Regions from separate parts of the Mus musculus genome. Here region 2 is linked to region 1. The links are chromatin loops, found by intact Hi-C in ENCODE. Cell type or tissue: gastrocnemius. All regions are shown on one strand. Each heading gives the region's core, and the rest is flanking DNA. Links, peaks and the distances in the headings are about the cores only.

Region 1 (5,381 bases), core at 144-5,143:
GGCCTCTACAGGCTGGCTGCCTCTTGCCCTTGAGAGAGGATATGTATGCCCCGACAAAAGGCCTGGGTCTTCCATCTCTCCCTCCTCCCTCCCTCCTCCTTCCTTCCCTCCTTCCCTTCTTCCTTCCATCCCTTCCTCCTTCCCTTCTCCCTCCCCCTCCCTCCTCTTTCCTCCCTCCCTCCCTCCCTGCATCCCTAAAGCAATGGCCATGAGAACAAGTTTGTTTGTTTGTTTGTTTGTTTGTTTGTTTGTTTGTTCAGGATTCTCACCAGTTATGACCAGACAATGCACAGTTGCTATTTCTGGTTTATAAATCGTTCCGTTTTGCTTGCTTCATCCTTGTGCATACCGGGTCCCGGGTGTGGAATGCTCCAGCTCCATATACAGAGGAGCAATCTTATACCTTTTAAAGAACTGGTTGAGGACTCCAAGTTAGTGTGGGGAAAAGGGTATAGCCCAAGGGGTTTGTTGTTGTTTTGTATTGTTGGTTGTTTGGTTGTTTTTTGTTGTTGTTGTTGTTTTTTTTTTTTAAAGATGTGATAAGTTAGAATCTGAGCACACTAGAAGCTAAGCAATGAGGGTAGACATTCAAGGTCAGATTGGGCTACATGGTGAGACTCTGTCTCAAACAACAACCAAAAGGAGCTATGATAGAGGTAGAGCTAACTTTTTTATTGGCAAAGTGGACCAGAGTCTAGGAAGGTTGTACACCCTCTCCCTTCCTTCCTTCTTCCTGTGTATCTCACTATGTAGCCCAGGCTGGCCTCCTGGATATCACATTATGTAGCTCAGGATGGCCTCAAATTTGAGCCACTTCTACCACTATCTCCTAAGTGCTGAGATTTTGTCATGAAGCACTACAGAAGTGAGAACTGGGATGTGAAGTGAGAACACTAAGATGTGAAGATTTGGTGGTGGCAGTAGTCAGAAATCAGGATTCCTGGAGGGGTTGACTTTTAGTGGCAGGCCACGTCTAGGGGTTTGTCAGCCCTGCTTAAGTATGTATGCTAAAAGAATAAGTGAATTCTTACCCATTATCCTATACTAGAGAGGATGCTGGTGTTCCTCTTGAAGCCCGAGTTCTAGCCCCGTTTCTTGTGTCCCCCTCATCCTCTCTGAATTCTGCTTCTTTGTCTGTGAAGCAGAGGCTCACACCTGTCCAACCTTCCTCCTTGGGTTGTGTTCCAGCTACTGGGACACTGTACACTTGCACCAGTTTGTTATGTGAGCCACATGAGTGCAGGCGACAAAGCCACATGGGACCACAGCTACCTAGTGTGACCCCAGCTAACCACTTCACTAAGGCATCCACTTCTCATCTGGAAGTGGAGGTAAGCCTGCCTCTCCAAACAGGAGCAGGGCGGAGAGCTGTCTTACAGAGTGCTAAGAGAAGGCTATGACAGTTCTCTCTTCTTCCTTGTCTCATGGTCATTAGTCCATTTCTCCTCCCCTAGACCACCACTGGGGTCCCCCTGGGTGCCTACCGGGGTGCTGAGTGCCACACATGCTGTTTCTCAGCAGTACTTCCACTCCTCCCCATGGCCTGTAGGCTCATATGTCTGCATTCTCACTAGAAATGCCCTAGCACAAGAAAGCACTCAGGGCCACAGAAGCCCAGGCCTGTGTGAGCAATCTCACATCTCCAGTCAGCTTTTGCAGGGTTCCCAGAACGGCATGTCCACCCAGAACCTGGGACTGGCGCAGCTACACATCCTTTTCAGGAGAGCACGGCCTCGAGGCTGCAGGAACTCAGGGTGACTCAGCTTCACATGTGACAAACAGCCTGTGAAGTAAAACAGACCAGAGCTCCAGCACGGCTGCCTTCAGATTTCAGGGAAGGAAGGGGCGGCCTGAGAGGTAATGGACAGCGTTGAACTCGCATGTCACCTCAGGCCAAATGTGTGCTCTCCTGCTGAGGCCTTACCACAGACACCTGAGTGTGTGATAGTCTGAGAGGTTAGCCTTTCAGCGTTGCACGAGGGGGGGGGTGTCATAATAAGAAGATCAAGGAATTGAGCAGAAGCATCCGACTTAGATACCCTTGTTCTTTCCTAACAAAATGTCAGGAAAAAAAATGTCTTTTTCCCCCAACCCCACTTTCTGCGGCACTGCAGAGTTCCCTGAGTGTGATTTAAAAACAGACTGACCCACTGAATTGTATTTTTCAAAGTTTGCAGCAAAAGATGCCCCTAGCTCCTTTTACCATTAACACCCAGGGCTGTTCCTCCCTGCTTGTCCTTGGTTTATGATAGACAGGGGGTGTGCAGGGAGTGCTGGGGCATGAGCCTGTGTAGTGGGCAACACCATAACAGGGCGGTAGAATGGCTACTAGCAAAATCATGTCCATGGCTCTGTCCAGCACTGAAGTCATAGTTACAACCTACTGAGCTTTGGGGGTCAGAGGTTGGGAACACCACTCTCAGGGAACACTCAGAGGAGGTATGGCCTGGCAGGAAGCATTGGGCCATGCCAAACAGGAAAGGGGAGGGCGGGCCTGGGAGGGACTGAAACGTCACCAGGATACATGCCAAAGTTGGGTGGGCCTAAATACTAGGGCAGAGCTGCTGGGCACATGACTCTTGAAAATCTCCCAGGGAATAACTTCTAATCCCTGCCTTATTGAAAGGTTTGGGGAAGGCTCCAGCCTGCCGTCTGCTGCTCTGGGCTGTGGGGGGAATCCTATGCTGGCACATAGCCACAAGGACATTTCTCAGGGAAAGCCTTTGGCCCAATAAGTCTGTTTTCTCCTTTCTTTGGAAACTAGGATTTGGAATCTGTTCAGGAAAAATGTAATGTACAAACAAATAGCCTTGGCCATCTGTGCCTCCCCTTGGAGCCAGGTCAAGCCTGGGGAGAGCTTAGCCTCTCTGGGCTTTCCAGCTGTAGGCCATCCCTTTGTAGCCAGTCTCTGCCTGTCCTAAAATAATGTCTCCTCTCCTTCCCCTAGTGCTGCTCATACCCAGGTCTTCTCAAGTGCTTCCCGAGATGGTAGGGATGTCCCCATTGTAGTGATTACTTGCTTCATCAACCCCTCCCCCACTAGTCTCACTTCTCAGGGGATTAGTTGCTTCTCCAAAATATTATTCCACGTTGTTTCAATGTAAAATGTTCTTTCCTTGTTCTGTAGGTAAGAACCCCTGGTTTTATTTTTAAAACTATCGTCAAAATGACTGCCAGTCCTTAAACTCTGGCTGTGAGCTAAGCAGGTGGTGTTTCATGCTACTCACTGCCTAGCAAAGTGTTCAGGACAGAACCTGATGCATAGTACATGCTCAATGAAGGGTGCTTAATGTCCCTATTAATTACTTTAATTCTGATGTAGTGCTCATGGCAGACAGGATTTGTCTTGTGCATTGCATGACAAGTCTGTGGGCCTCATGAGGGCAGGGATTGTGTGTTTACTCTCTAGTGTCTCCAAGCACGTGTTTACCCGGAGGAAATTCCCAGGGTGGCAAGCTGGTCGTTCAAGCTGGTGAGCAGCGCAGTGACTTATGTCTAGGATTCCAAAATCAGCTTGGAGTCACTGTAGTCTAAAGAATAGAGGGTCAGGACAGAGCAAAGATCTTGGCTTGCTTCTACTTCAACTGTCTACTACCTTTATGACCTCAGAAGGATTGATCTTTTTGAATCCTAAATACCTATTTTTCAAAAACAAACAAACAAAACAAACAAACAAACAAACAGACAAACAAACAAACAAAGTTAAAAGTGTCTGCTTGTCTTCTTCGCAGGTTTGTTGTGGGCATCAGTGAGCATGTACAGACTGTTGTGAGCATCCTCTTGGAGTCCATGGCCATTGCCGCTACTGTGATTTAAAGAGCTGTGCCCCTTCTTGGCTCCTGGGTTGGCACTTGTTTTCCAGCTGTTTGGTGGTGCTGTTTGGAAAGGGCATGGAATCTTGAGGAGGCAGAGTCTTGTTGGAGTAGGTAGTCACAGGGGTGAGACGTGAGGGTAGATAGCCTGGCCGCACTTCCTGTCTGCTCTCTGGCCGCACTTCCTGTCTGCTCTCTGGCCGCACTTCCTGTCTGCTCTCTGAATCTTGAGTGTAGATCAGTGTGACTAGCCGCCTCATGTTGCAGCTGTCATGCCTTCCCTGCTGTGGCTGACTGAATTCCTTGTTCTACGGTGACTCAGAAGAAACCATTCCTTCCTTAAGTTGCTGCTGCCACAGCAATTCGAAAAGGAAATCATACATACAACTGCCATACGTGCCAGAACATGAGCTGAGGATACATTTAGTGGATACATGTAGTGGGCAGATAGCAGCCATTACATGTGCTCTATATGCATAGTCTTTAAATTTCGGAATACCTTTTCTCTTCTGATCATGCATCTCAAGTAGTGACTTTAACCTTTGAAAGTTTCTTTAACTGCACCCCTTTCTAGCTTTAAAATCTTGGCCTTATATTTCAGAGTAAATGTTTATAGGTGTCCTGTAAAAGGTGGAATCAAACACTTAACAATACTTGTTGTTTGTTTCTATGTGATCCAAGAGGGGAGAGGCCAGGGCTTATCTGAAGGTGTAGAAAAAATTAAAAAAAAAAAAAAAAAAAAAAAAGTGTGAGTCACAGCCCTAACTCTGAAAGAGTTTACAGAATGGTTTGTTAGCCAGAGCTGAATTCTAGAAGGGTAGGCAAAGCACTTGATATAAAAAGAGGTGGTTTGTGAAGACTACAGAGAAATGGGCTTTGTTTATGGTTTCTATTTCTGTGAAGAGACACTATGATCCCTCACCTCCCAACTCTTATAAAGGAAAACATTTGACTGGGGCTGGCTTATAATTCCAGAGGTTTAGTCTATTATCATCATGGTGAGAAGTATGGCGCAGCCATGGTGCCGGAGAAGGAGCTGAGAGTTCTACATCTTGATTTGCACATACCAAGTAAAAAGACGGAGCCACTAGACCTTGCTTGAGCATCTAAGACCTCAAAGCCTGCCCCCACAGTGACATACTTCTCTGATAAAGCCAAACCTATTCCAGCAAGGTCATACCTCCTAATAGTGCCACTCCTATGGGCCAAGCTTTCAAACACATGAGGAGTCTTTGGGGCCATTCCGTTTGAAATAATCACAGTATTCAACCTTGCAAAAGACTGATGCTTACTCTGTAATCCTGGGAACATAATTCAAATCCAGGTCATTGGACACTGCTAACACAGATCTGGGTAGGATTACAGTTTTTTGTTTTTTTGTTTTTTATTTCTCAGCATAGTACATTCAAACATTTTAGTAATGTACCCATTTAAAAATGTCTGAATTTTCAAAGCTGCTGATATTCTGGGGTTGCTGCTCTCATGATGAGAAAATGAAAGTATATATTTAGGCATGAGATTCTTTACCTAAAAGATGTCATAGAGAAAGGTGTTTACAGAAAGTGTTAA
Region 2 (5,381 bases), core at 201-5,200, 51 kb after region 1:
ATCATTTTTCATGCAGTGCTATAAGTTCATGCTTTATACTACTGTACAGAAATCTCTCATGAGACCATCAGGCATTTTAACATGGGGTGTGCCATTTCTGCACCTTTTTGTACTAGAACCTCCTGAATCATGTGCTATAATAGTAAGTAACATATATATATATACACACACGTGCACGTATACCCACTCATGCACATGTATATGTATCTCTGAAATTATATCCTGGAGAATCCATTATCAACAATATTTTTCTTTTCATTTATTCATTATTCAGAACAACTGTTGGCCGATTAGCCTTTCACAGAACATGACTGAGGGAAAAGTCTTTCTTCTGTATTCCAGTTGAAAAATAGGAGCTAGTTGCTCTGGAGATATGGAAATTATAATGACAATACAGAGACCAAAATTATTAAGACCTGCCTCCCTGTCTTAAGAAGTTGATGGTTTCTCATTTGCAGCACTCAGTTTCTTCACATTGACTGGAGAGATCAACAAACACATACGGAGCTCATTTTACACACAGGTCTTCACATGAAGCCATTAAATAACAAGGTTAGAATAGGCTCCATTACAGGCATAATAGTAACCATGGAACTATGTGTACGGGTCTTTTTTAACCCTAAAGATACAAGGCCACTTGGCAGTTTAGATGGTACCAGGGTATATGGTTTATTGAGAGACCATTCCCTGAAGTACAGATCATGTAAACACTTTTAATACTCTTAAGAATGTATCTTCACTGTTATTTTGGGAGTTACAATGTACTCAAAGTGTTTATTTCACTTCTTCAGTGACAGTGAGTTCTCTATGCTACCTAGTGTACAGGTAGGAGAACAGTAGTGTGCGATGAGCAACCATAGAGATGTTATTAATAGGGAAAAGTGGACTAAGCGCTTCCTGAAGTGATGGTATTAAGGTTGCTCTTGATTCTCAACTTGGTTAGAATGACGCATGGTGGCTTCCTGGAACAGGACAATTTCCAGGAGTTTGAGGACAACTTTGTTAAGGTAAGGGACACCCTGTCTCAGAAAACCAAATACAGTAAAAACAAACAAGAGAACACTTGATTAGGTTGAGTGATTAGTAAAGCACACCTTAAACATTACTTTAAGGTTTACTTCAGAGATGGCGGCACCGTGAGGGCCCTAACTTGATCAGTGGTTTTTGTCCACTGATGGATTAAACATTGGGAGAGGGTGAAGCTGTGGAAGGTAGGGTCAGTTTAGAGGAAGTGGATCTCTAAGGGATAGGGCCAGCTCATCCCTATCACTCTTTCTGCTTCCTGTGCCTTTGCCACACATTCAGTAAACCCATCTGAGCTTGAAATGAAACCTATAAAATCATTCATTCAAATAAACTCCTCCCCCCTTAACTTGATGATACTAGGATTTTAGGGTTTTGTTTGTTTGTTTGTCTGCACATAGTGATGATAAAGAGACCAGCACACATGGCAATTCTAATTCTTATACATTGCAAAACTTAGACTTCTTTCTTGATTAAAACAATAATTATAAAAAGGCATAGCAACAACAAAAAAGTCACAACAAAGAATGGCAAATAGAGTTACCTTTTAATGTTGAATGAGGTAATATTGAGCTCACTTTTACAGATTGTATCAGATTGGTCCCTGAACACGTGCATCATGTATCACTTGATACTTAAAGAGGCCAGAGTCTAGTGTTGGCTGCTGGCTGAACCATAAAGATGAAAGTAAGAGGCACAAGGCAAGGAAGGAGCTCCCAAAAGACTTAACAGAGTCAGTAGGCATTCAGAGACCGTCTCCTGTGGGTGTCACTTTACTATAGATTGTAGAATTTAATGAAGCATATTATTTGGTTTGCAAAGAACTTTCGTTTGTCAAGTGTGCTAGTGCCTATTGAGGGCCTACTATGTGTCAGTTCTGGGGAATATATTTTCCCATCCATTTGTTCTCTTGAGTCTTCTAACCACCCATTTACCCAAGGGGGATGAGCGGCAATTCCTGCACACTGCTGACCTTTGCTTTTTCCTTATGGTGGCAAAGAGGTTTCTGATTATTACAGCAGTTGGAGATGAAAGTGAAGTAACTACAAGCTGATACCAAGAAAGGTAAATTGCAGCAGACCATTGGGAGTTAGAAACACCACTCCACTTACAGCTCCCAGAATTCCCATTTGGAGAAACTGAACCTCTATAAGATTCAGGGACTCACTCACACACTCTCACTGCTTAGAAAACTGTATGAAACTGCTTAAAATGACATTTCTTTTCTTTCATGTTTTATCATGGTAGTGATAAGGTCCATTCCTGACTGTAGGGGAAGCAAAGCCACTAATCTTCAGTGTCACATTTTTATGGATGCTGTGGCTTGTCTCTCTCTAGGACTCCTTCCTGACTCTGAGCACAGTAGTGTCCAGAGCCCAGGGGATGAGCCTTTTCATATTCTAGTGCAATGTTTTTCAACCTGTGGGTCATGATCCATTTGGGGTCAAACAACCCTTTCACAAAGGTTGCTCAAGAGCATTGGAAAACACAGATATCTACATTATGATGCATTTAACAGTAGCAAAATTACAGTTATGAAGTAACAACAAAAAAATTTTATGGATCATGAGGAACTGTATTAAAATGTTGTAGCATTAAAAAGGTTGGGAACATTGCTCTAGTGCCTTGGCTTGAGGAAAGTCATCCAGCAATGTAGTCCTGACAGCCTTACTGTCTGACAGGGTGGTGGGATCTGACCTTTGATTATTGCTTGATCACCTGCAGGCTGTTTCCTTGGATTTCTTTGTCTGTGAAATGAAGCAAAACTACACTGCTTGGATGGAGTGAGAAAAGGTATATGCCATGAGTTACTATCTGTGAGGTACTTCTCCCGTTGTAGGCAGCCAGGCTTGGTGAGAATGCTGGGAATGTGACAGAAGCTTTGAGGCTAAGAGTGTCTCTTTGTTTAGTTTCTCCCACCCTATCCGGCTTTATTCTGGATGTGTTTGTCTCTTATCTTCATGGATCTAATATTGATCAGGCAAGAGAGAGTGAAACTGTAAAAAGACCTCTAAGAGGCAGTTAGGCCTTGGTAGGGAGGGGTGGGTAGGCCTCATTCTGTTTGTACAGGTGCATTGTAATGCTGCCTGCGGTGTGAACATTTTCCACTTCATTACTCCTGGCCCTGGCCCAGGCCCTGTCTGCTCCCCTGGCCCCTGTCTTAGTTTAATTTCAGCCGTCCCTGGCCTTTGGAAGAAGTAGTAACAGAAAGGAAAACAAATGAGGTAGCCATAAACATTTTTTTTTTTCACATTTGACCAGGCAGGGCTGATGGCATGCTTGTGAAGCAGAAGGAGGCCAGTTGGCTAGGGCTGTAGGTGCTCACATCAAAAGAACTTGTTCCCCAGGGGCTTCTGTCTGCTGAACCCGATCCCGCTAGGTGGGGTTGACTTTGCTTTCTTGTGTAGGAATGATCCAAAACAGATACCCATGGGTCCCACAGTGGCAGAGCTAACATTTGCTGAGCATACACTGTGTGCCAGATACTATTTTAAACACTTTAAGGAATTCTTAGGCTGATTTATTGCATCTTGCTGTTATTCTTCCAGATAGGGAAACTGAGTCACACAGAATAATTTTGTAGTAACATAGACACATTTTGTCCTTAGCGTGTCCTTGGCATCTGCATGTTGAAGTGCCATGCTATCCTTTCTTCTAATGTAACTCATAGTATGTCCTCATATTTGATGATATGACTTGGATTAATTTAATCCCTGGATTAGATGGACTCACAAAGTGACAGAATCCTATGGTTATTAGCTGCTACAGTTCTTTCTTCCAGATACCCAGATTCTGCTGAGTTATCTCCAGTGGTGGAATAAGCTCTCTCCTGTGTGGGCTTCCTATTCATTGTGCTACGCAGTAATTCAAAGCTGGTGGTGGTCTCTCGGTGTGAGGAGGGAGGCTCCCCCATCTCGCTGGTTAACTGTCTTGGCAAGGTGCCGAGTGCATGCTGAGTACTAAATCCGCCCTGTCTCTTGCCTGAATTTCCCCTTGTCTTTCACACATTGAAAAGAAAAGAAAGAATTTGCTTATTGATCAACTAGCTGAAAGATGTTTTTACAAAACAATGTCAGGTTCTTTCCTCATATGAAAAGAGACTCTGTAGAGTAAGGGGATACAGTTGCTGCCTTCTCTCTTTTGAATGCATCTTCCTTTCCCAAGTGTTTGAGATGGCACATTTGCTAAGCACCAACTTCAAAAAGGGATGAAACACATTCTCTATCTGTGGGGAGTGCCTATGAGCTGTGGGAACTCACCACACAAATAACCTGCAATTAGAGGAGTGTGTGCTGGAGAAGGGAGCTCAGCAATAGGAGGAATGACAAGTGACATTCATATAAAGTCTCTAAGGTCCATTGGGTGCTATTTCTGCTACCTCCTAGTGAGCTTATTCTATGCAAGAGAGAGAAATGTTTGGACTTGGCACAGTATAAAATTGCCCTCCAGATACATGGTTTATCAGAAGAAGAAGAAGAAGTTACAACAGAAATTTGCAATCAATTATACCCATACCTCTTTCTCATATGTACAAGGACCTGGCTTTTGCTTTTTAATGTATGCCAGGTTCTTTCCTCCTGGCCTATTTCTCTCCCCCCCCCAACACCTCGGCCCACTAATTTACCCCTCTATAAGAGAACATTCCTGCTAGTCCAGAGTAATGCTCCAAAATCAGTCATCTTTAAAAATAAATCTGACTTTGGACCACCACCTTCTCACCTTCTCTTTGCTTCTCTCCAAAGACTTCTCCTGCATTCTCCTCTCTCTCTCTCTCTCTCTCTCTCTCTCTCTCTCTCTCTCTCTCTCTCTCTCTTTCCCTCTCCCCCACTAGGTCACTGAGACAGACATTGTCAGGGACAGTAAGGGAATCGAGGAACAACACATTGCCATCGCTGAAGGTGAACAGTTCTCAGTGCCCACCCTAAACTATTACTGCCTGTGCAACCTGGCTCAATCATTTTTTAAAATGCCCCCTTTGCTTGGCTGCTGAGCAGGACTTTCTAGAGTGACTCCCTAGCTTACCAAGCCCCTCCTTCATGGCTGGTCATCTGACTGGTTTCCCAACTCTTGCTCCCTCCATCCACTGGAGTCAGCATGGTCTCCTGCTCTTTACTCGGTCCACTTTCTTACCTGGCGATCTCAAGCCAAGTGAAGCTTTTAGCAGCACGTGGTTGAAGAATGACCAGTATCTTACACCTGTCATTCTCTTCTCCATGGACTCTTCAACACACATTTCCAATGTAATATATTTGCCTCCTATTTCCTCTGGAAATGGCCATTCTGCTCTGATTTCAGCCCCTGTCATTGGCTCCTCTTAGCCTCATCCCTGCCCTCCACCCACTAGCAGGTCCCAATTT

Evidence for each region. Peaks named below come from ENCODE experiments on the same cell type or tissue, not always from the same donor. Only the 100,000 strongest peaks of a DNase experiment are listed, where the experiment ranks them.
Region 2: it touches region 1 in a loop (2.1-fold over the local background); 2 of 42 quality-filtered maps call a loop at or near these places.

Annotation. Positions count from the first base shown.
Region 1 is chr4:95,080,098-95,085,478 of GRCm38, forward strand. The region is part of intron 1 of Junos (a long non-coding RNA gene); the gene reads left to right. Among named protein-coding and RNA genes, the nearest start is that of Junos, 30 kb to the left of the region's middle. In gastrocnemius, for the core only: no CTCF peak of the experiment used is centred there; a DNase peak (open chromatin) is centred at 2,698; H3K27ac peaks cover 2,662 bases.
Region 2 is chr4:95,130,882-95,136,262 of GRCm38, forward strand. The region is part of intron 1 of Junos (a long non-coding RNA gene); the gene reads left to right. Among named protein-coding and RNA genes, the nearest start is that of Gm12708, 60 kb to the right of the region's middle. In gastrocnemius, for the core only: no CTCF peak of the experiment used is centred there; DNase peaks (open chromatin) are centred at 3,135 and 3,957.